Linked DNA regions of Mus musculus: region 2 is linked to region 1. Evidence: chromatin loops called from intact Hi-C (ENCODE). Cell type or tissue: heart. All regions are shown on one strand.

Region 1 (4,000 bases):
GTTATTGTCAGATTCCAGACAGAATGTTCTCAGAAAGCCATTACTGCAAGCAAGCTCATGTTTCTTGGACAAGCTAGCAATTCAGATTATAACTAGACTTGTAGACACTGTGTTGGGGCTTAAATAGCTACTACTAAACTGCCACTCACATTTCACCGGGCCTGTTCCTAGCAAGGCGAGGGCAGAAGGATCATGAGTTCGAGATTACCCTCAGTGACGTCTGAAGCCGCCTGCGTCACAGGAGACCCTGACTGAAACTGAGAGGACGCCAGAGTGGTTGTTATTTTTAAGAAACAGTGCTAACATCAAATATTTCATAATTCTAGAGAGAAAGCTACTGCACACTGTTGGTTTAGGAGGGGCAAGGTATGGCTGAATTTCCTGAGTGGCTTTAATAAGAATTATTTACTGACAGAATGAATAGACCTGTAAGGACATAAGCTTATAAGGCTTATAAGGCTTTCTAGCCACTAAACAAAGAGTCATAACCTGCTTCAACAACATTTCATCCACAAAAACCTGAAACTAACATAAATGCAGCCACAGTCATAACCAACACATGCAAGATGCCCTTCAGTAGGGTGAGAAAAAAACGGATTAAACTCCTAATTAATGTGTATTATTAAGACAAATTGGCAAAGCAGAACAATGCCACAAAATGACTATGCCTCTTTGGCTTTGAATTCCCAGTTTTAGTGAATTACATTCAAGACTATACCATTCAGAAGAGAAAAAACAATTGGTTTATGTATACTAACATTAAACTACTACAACGCACTTATTTGAAATATAGAACTCTAAATTTCAAGCTATAAAGGGGCAGGAAGGCAGAGGACAAGATCAGTACTGTCAGAATACCTGCAGGAGGGTTACACGAAACAGTGCCGAGGTAAAGAAATGGCAGGGGAGGGAAGTCAAGTCATGTACTTGCTACAGTTTTTAAAAATAAGGGCACAGGACCAAGAAATTTTGATATTTATAGAGAACAGAAGATTTGGAATTTTTTGTTCTTGTTACTTTTATGTTACTTCAAGTGTCTGCATGTTTCCTTGGTGTGGATTCGTCAGCTACAGTGCTTTCTAATCTCTTTCATACACTCTACTGGATCTAATGTTTAAACACGTTAAAAGCTTAAAACCTACTTGTTAACAGAGCAGTTGTCAGTGACAATTAAAAAAAAAATCTCTCTGTTAAAGTCTGTATGGTATAGGTGTATCCATATAAACACATGAGTCTCTTTTGTTTTTACTTTTTATCCCTGGGAGGGGCGAGTATCAAATGCACATCTGTTTGAGGAACTCACTCAGGAAAAGCCAAACTGCAAACAAAATAATTTCCTTGGAATGGGGCTGACACCCATCTCCAAATACTCCTCAACAATTTGGTATGAACTCCATCTTCTGGTACACGGAATTACTTTTTCTTCCAAGTCTCCCAATTATTGTATTTCAAGTCAAATGTCTCTAGACTACTCACCTCCGAGTTATCTAAATTCATGTTTGCATTCGCTGATATTAGGGACCTCAGGCACTGCTGATTTTGTCACCATCTCATACAGTCTGCGGACACGGTTTAGAAAAATTTAACCTACACCATCATGCTCCAAACCCAACACAATCTATCAAGTACTGACTGCATTCTGCATATAGTCAAGATATTTATTACTGAGCTGCGGGAACCTTTTCATACAGGCAGAACCTTAATTCACAATAGATTCAATGCTCCAAAATCATAGAGCCTAGGAATACATCCGGCTACTTTTTCTGCACCTCAACTTGCTCCAGGAACTGTAGTTATGGAGGTGACCTCAAATGCCTCCATGATAGGTGACTTCAAGCCTCCAAGTGCTGTCGGGAAGGGAGGTCACTGGTGATTTCGTTAATACAGGCATCATACACGGGCATGGCGTGGAGGCAGTACTTCTTCCCCACGCGCTGGGCGCCTCACACAGCGAGGACTTGGAAAGTGCTTTACAAGATGCATGCGACAGTGAGTTCAGGAACGAGCCGCGTCGCTCCTACCTCAGCACCTACTCCCCGGCATTAACCCGTTGGGTCGGTCGCCCGGGAAAGGAACCCTTCCCGGGGCCGCCTCGCGCCGCGCAGGCGCACGCCGGCCGCGGGTCACGTGCCAAGGCCTGACGCCCCGCCCCGGCCCGCCCCGCGCCGCGCCGCGCTCTCCACCGCTGCCCCCACGGGGGCGGCGCGCGAGGATGGGACGGCGGCGGGAGGGTTACCTGTGAGGCGGGCGAACCCGGTGATGCTGTCGGGGACCGGGAGCTGCTTGAGGTAGGCGGGCAGCTGCACCTTCACGATGCGGGCCACGCTGTCCAGGACCATCCTGCCGCCGGCGGCGTCCGCTGCCCGGCTGCTGCGCTTGCGTGAGAGCGGAAGCGGCCGGCGGGCTCGCGGGCTCGGGCGGGAGGTGGCCCGCCGGGCCGCGATTGGCGCGCGGCGAGTGACGTGCGCGCTGCGGAGCGGAGCCGAGCGCAACGCAGCGCCCAGCGTACGGAGCCCGGCCTGTCCTCGGCTCGGCTGCGGGGGTGGGCGTCCGCTTTCGACCCTTGACGTCTGCGGAAGCGGGTGGCCGGGTTTTGAAAGAAACCCAAAGTTACCCACTGATTGTTTTTTCCTCCGCAACTTTAGTCAGTTCTGCCCAAGCAGTCAAAGGCTTTTCTTTTTAAAGGGGGGAAATGTGTTTGCCCCCCACCCCCTTTTTTAGACAGTCATGTAACCCAGCCTGAACTGACATTCAGGAGGCTGATAACTATGAGTATCTTCATCTTCCAAATGCTGGGATAACCACGCTTGTCTTGTGGAGTTTCTGTGACACGGGGCTTACGTCTTGTAAAATGTAAAGGTATTGGAGTGGTTTTACTTACCTATCTTGGCTGAGGTTAGAATAGCCAGGGTAATGCATTCGCTGTGGAGTTAAGGGCTTTTGACCCAGGAGCCTACTGTTGAATAGCAAGCTAGTCAGATGAGCAGGCTTGAAGGTCACTGAGGATGGACCGACCCCAAGTTCAGTCTGCAGCTTACAATCCTCGGAACTGAAACTGCAACTCTGATTACTGGTCAAAAAAAAAAAAAAATCTCTGGCCTTGGTGAAAACATGACATTCTAAACTGAGCCAAAGATCTTAAGTTTGCTATCTGGTGCTGAAAAGGAGAGCTTTCTGGGAAGAATAAAGGTGTAACCACTGTTCTCCCTCCTTTATGAGTTCATCCAAATGGGCCTATCAAGGAAATCGGAAAATTGTCTATTCAAGAGACTTAAATAGTACAAAGCCTACTTAAAAAACATGTCACAACACCATAGTTTAGCTGTTATCCACTGTCACCTCATGAAATTGTTCACCTCTATAGTGTTCCCTTTGGTCTCTTCTCCCCTTTGTGAGTACCCTACTTTATCATTTAATAAACTCTTGTCTTCACTATCCTGTGTCTCGTTTAAATTCTTTAAACAGACCACAAGTACTAGAGCTAAGGGAAGGCCAGAGCAAGTACCTGGTAAAAGTATCCTGGAAACTTGACATCAGTGTTCTGTAACATTCAGCATTTGGTATGCCCACGTAACATCGAGCTGTAATCAGCTTTATTTTTTTGTTGGTATTTTAAGTTTGAAAAGTAAACTGTTGGGGGGGGGTGGGTATGGGGGACCTTTGGGATAGCATTGAAAATGTAAACGAGGAAAATACCTAATTTAAAAAAAAAATCTAAAAAAAAAAAAAGAAAAGTAAACTGTTCTTTGAACTGTTTAAATTTAACTCTGATCATTTTTTTCACTAAAACACTAAAAAGAAAAGTAGCAGGTGATGAAAAGTTTTTTTAAAATTACTATCATTTTTAACCTGATCAGATTGACCAAGTACAATTGGATAATTGAAGGTTTTTGGATATAGAACATGTCTATGAGCTATGGCATAGCAAATGATACACCAAAAAGTGGTGATTTAAAAGATTACTGTTTCCATTAGGATTTCCATATTTCCATTCCTTTTG
Region 2 (4,000 bases), 170 kb after region 1:
CTTGAGCAGGATGCTGAGGATTCTGTCGTGTCCTTCTTTGGCAGCTAGGTGCAGGACAGAGTTGCCCCAGCGGTCCAGAAGGCTCAGGTCAGCCCCAACCCTCAGCAAATCCTCTACTACATCTTCCTGCTTGGTGATCACGGCCAAGTGCAGAGGTGTCTACACAGAGAAGGAGAGGGAGAGCCATTGCTTAGGGATGTCTGTAGCCCCTGGCTTCAGGCTACGTTATGGAGTCATACTGTAGGGACATTTGTCACTCAAGGAGCTTCCTGTTCTGCATGCCAGGCTCAAAGGCCCACGGAGAGAACCAGCATTCAACAGTCGGGGTTATGGGATACGTTTGCTACATGATTTTTTTTAACTCTTGTAGAAGAAAATTTAATTTCTCTGAATTTCTGATAGGTATCTATCTATAGCTGGTAATTCTATACATTTGCAAATCGAACCAATGCTGTGTTTTTAACAACAAAACATAAATAGACTATTAAAAGAAAGCAATCAAGAAAGATGTCATCCTTCCACAATGGTCTGGAAGTACATAGGCTAAACCAGAACACACTGCTGCAGGCTGGCTTCAAGAGACGCACAGATACAAGCTCCACTGTAATACTATCACAGGTGCTACCAGATCCTCAGGGCATAGTTAGCCAATACAGCACTCTCCCTAAGAAAGTTCAGGCAGAAAACAATCCCAGGCACTGTGCATAATAGGCTCTGGGAGGTCTTTCTGACTACCCTGACCTCAAAGCTGTGCTTCCATGGTTGTAAGTAGGACGCATGGAAAACTGTTTTCAGAAACAAGTGGGGCTAACCCAATCACAAAAGTGTCTGTCAAAAAGCTGAGATCACTGGTAGAGAGTAGCACCAACTCTCAATGCCAGCCAGTCTGTGTTGTAGGCGCTTTACACTGAAGCCCAGGCTGTGTAGTGAGGACTTGCCCGACCTCCCATTCAGGGAGTTCTTCCTGCTGGGAAGCAGTGGCTGGTGGGCCACCAACACCCAAGGGTTACATTTTACACACGCATAAAATGCGTGCCTCAAGGAATCCCTAGAATCCATCTGTGGAGCTCAGGGCTCACACTGCCCTTGAAACCCACTTGTGGCACCCATGGGTACAGTGCAGGTGCTCACTGCAGTGCACAGCCTGTGGACAGTGAGCAGCTAGTTAGGGGACATGACAGCATTCTCTTCAGGAGCAATGAGAACAAACCAGCTGTCTATGAAACTAAAGGATAAACAGCGTGAAGACCCAAGACAGGGACACAGTACAATGCTACATACACATCCACAAGCACATGGATTGACCATTCATTCATTCATTCATTCACTCTGCTTAGAAACAGTCTTGCTTTCTGCCCAGGCTACATTGGAACATCTATATTCAAGGACTCTTCCTGCCTTAGCTACCTGAATAACAGGAACTAAAACACAATACCACCATGTTCAGCTTAGGAAAAAAAAAATCTTACAGAGCTATCCATGCATATGAGTACATACAAATATTGAGATCTGATTAGAATCTGTTGCAATTCCTAATTGTATTATTGTGTTAAGTAGGATGTAACTGCTGGGGGAACTTAGGAGGTAAGCGTCTGGTTCAATCTCAGGAAATATACAGGTCCTCTCAGTTGAATTTTGCAAAAATTATGAATTGAGAAAGTATTTTAAATCGAAACTTAAAGGGAAAGGCTGATGTGGGATAGGAAATGTATGTATAAAACCGTGTGGAGTGCATGTGAGCACACTAAAGAATACATGTCTTCCCAGAGCAGCTGTCTGTAGCCAACACTGGAAGAGCACTCTTCCTGTATACATGCAACAGTCACATCTGGAAATAGGGAGCTGTCGGATCTCCCTATGCCTCCAGAGCTGGCTCCACTGTGCTGCCCAAAGGGCAGGACCCACTCTCCCATACACTACAGCCTGTGAGTGAGGGGCAGGGCCAGTTCTCCTGCTCTCACACCCTCAGGGCTGCTCACTGTGCTCCCTCCACGAGGGTCCTCTCTACTCTGCAGCACAGGCTAGATGCAAGGCCTGCTCTCGAAAGCCTGTGAAGGACAGGGCTAGCTCACCCCCTTGCATGACCCCAGGCCAGCTCTCCTGACTGCCTGCACAGGTAGTGAGAGGCGAGGTGGAGGAAGGCATCACCCCTGCACCCAGGCTACCTCATAGCAGACAAGTGGCAGATTGCATTTTTAACCATCACAAGTATAAGAATAAACTGAAGAAGAGGAAGTTGCTACTTCCCAATCCTCTTTGCAAAACCTGCTTCCCTCGGCTGCTGGAGGTTGGATTCAGGAAGCCCTGCTGGCTGTTGGTGATAGGATCTGCGGAAGCAGGCTCTATTGTGTGCGACCCAGCTCTTTGTGGATGGAACCTCTCCCCTGAGCTCAAGGCAAAGCTGCTCTGATTTGGAGCCCTCAGACCTTTCTCCCCAGTTTTTCCCACCTTGGCTTCACTCAGTTAATGGGCACAAACATTCCCTGCCATACCAGCTTCTTAGCCTCAAGGACATAGACAGGCAGCGTTTGTGATTCTCATAACTTTTGGGTTTCTTTGTTTGGCTTTGTGGAGTTGTTTTGCTTTGTTTTGTTTGAGAGAGGGTCTTCCTGTGTTTGAGGCTGGCCCAGAACTTGCTGTGTAGCCCAGATTGACATGAAGCTGTCAGTCCTCCTGTGTCTTCTTGGGTGTTAGAAATACAAATGTGTGCCCCACACCCAGCTTGGGAACTAGTTTCTTTTTAATTTGGAGGGTTTTTTTTCTTTGCTTGTTTGGTTTTGTGTTGTTGTTGTTCTTGTTGTTTAAACAAGACCCTATAATATAATACAGACAAAATTGGAACCCACTGTACAGGCCAGAATGGCCCAAAACTCACAACAATCCTCCTGCCTCAGACTCCTCTGGGCTGGAATTATAGATATGCACCATCATGCATGACATAATAACTATTCTTGGCAGAAAAGTATACAGTTCTCTAAGTAATTTGGATTATTTGTAAATTATCTCAAACATTCTCCCCAAACATCTTCCACTAACCATAGTACATTTCTGTGACCATCTGTCACTATCAGATCCCTGTTGGAACCCACCCACTCTCTAGACTAGCCCAAGTGTGAGTCTTTAAACTGCGTTCTCTTCTTGCATTCTCCGGCATGTGACACAGCCTTTTATGTCGTTAGTTCTCAGGCTCTCACTTTTGCCACATGTTTGTTATTATTGTAAATTCAGTATAAGCATAATCTTGAAATAACATAAAAGCTTATACTTTGGGGAACTCAGAATTACCGTGTCACAGAGAACCAAACACTCATTGCAAGTGAAGATGTGTGGACAGAGGGATACACTGTGGGATGCCCGGTGACACACTATCGCTCCCACATCGAGATGTTCTCTATGCTTTTTTTGTTTTTGTCTTTCCTGTTACTTGAGTGTTTATTTTGTGGGAGGGAGGCTGCAAGGGCAGAGGGCAGATATGAGGGGACAGGGAGATGAGTGGGACTGGGGTGCATGATGCCTAGTCTACAAAGTGAGTGCCAGGACAGCCAGGGCTACACAGAGAAACCCTGTCTCGAAAACCCAAAAAAAAAAAAAAAAAAAAAAAAAAAAAAGATGCAAAACTCACAGAGAATCAATACAAAGTTTTTAAAAAGTGCCATCTGCCTAAAAGTTTGGAGAATTCAACTTTCGGGGCCCAATGACTTTCCAAATACCAATAGTATCCCAAGATGGCATGGAAGCCCGAGGAAGACAGATCTTGAAGAACACATCTAAAATAACACCTTAGCCTAGTCATCTCCCCTGGATAGGAATCACTGCAGACAGAGAAGTGCAGAGTGCTGTGCAGAAAGCAGCTGTGCTCCTCTGAAAACGGAAAAGTCTGAGAGCTACAGGCCAACGAACTAACAGCTTCAGCCTTTTCTTTGGTGTGGGGAGCGAACGAACTCAAGGCTTTAAGCATGTGAGCCACTTCCAGCCTCCAATTCATATTTTCAAAGTAACT

Evidence for each region. Peaks named below come from ENCODE experiments on the same cell type or tissue, not always from the same donor. Only the 100,000 strongest peaks of a DNase experiment are listed, where the experiment ranks them.
Region 2: a loop joins it to region 1, with 2.1 times the contacts of the local background. A loop is called at or near these places in 1 of 42 quality-filtered maps.

The regions. Positions count from the first base shown.
Region 1 is chr3:135,421,023-135,425,022 of GRCm38, forward strand. It overlaps Cisd2 (CDGSH iron sulfur domain 2), which reads right to left and starts at 2,411. Exons shown (of 3, transcript NM_025902.3): 1 at 2,237-2,411. The coding sequence starts at 2,339. In heart, no CTCF peak of the experiment used is centred here; DNase peaks (open chromatin) are centred at 2,309 and 2,339; H3K4me3 peaks cover 2,677 bases; H3K27ac peaks cover 2,280 bases.
Region 2 is chr3:135,594,908-135,598,907 of GRCm38, forward strand. It overlaps Nfkb1 (nuclear factor of kappa light polypeptide gene enhancer in B cells 1, p105), which reads right to left. Exons shown (of 25, transcript NM_008689.2): 18 at 1-159. Among named protein-coding and RNA genes, the nearest start is that of Gm46827, 12 kb to the right of the region's middle. In heart, a CTCF peak has its summit at 2,314; a DNase peak (open chromatin) is centred at 2,304; H3K27ac peaks cover 1,291 bases.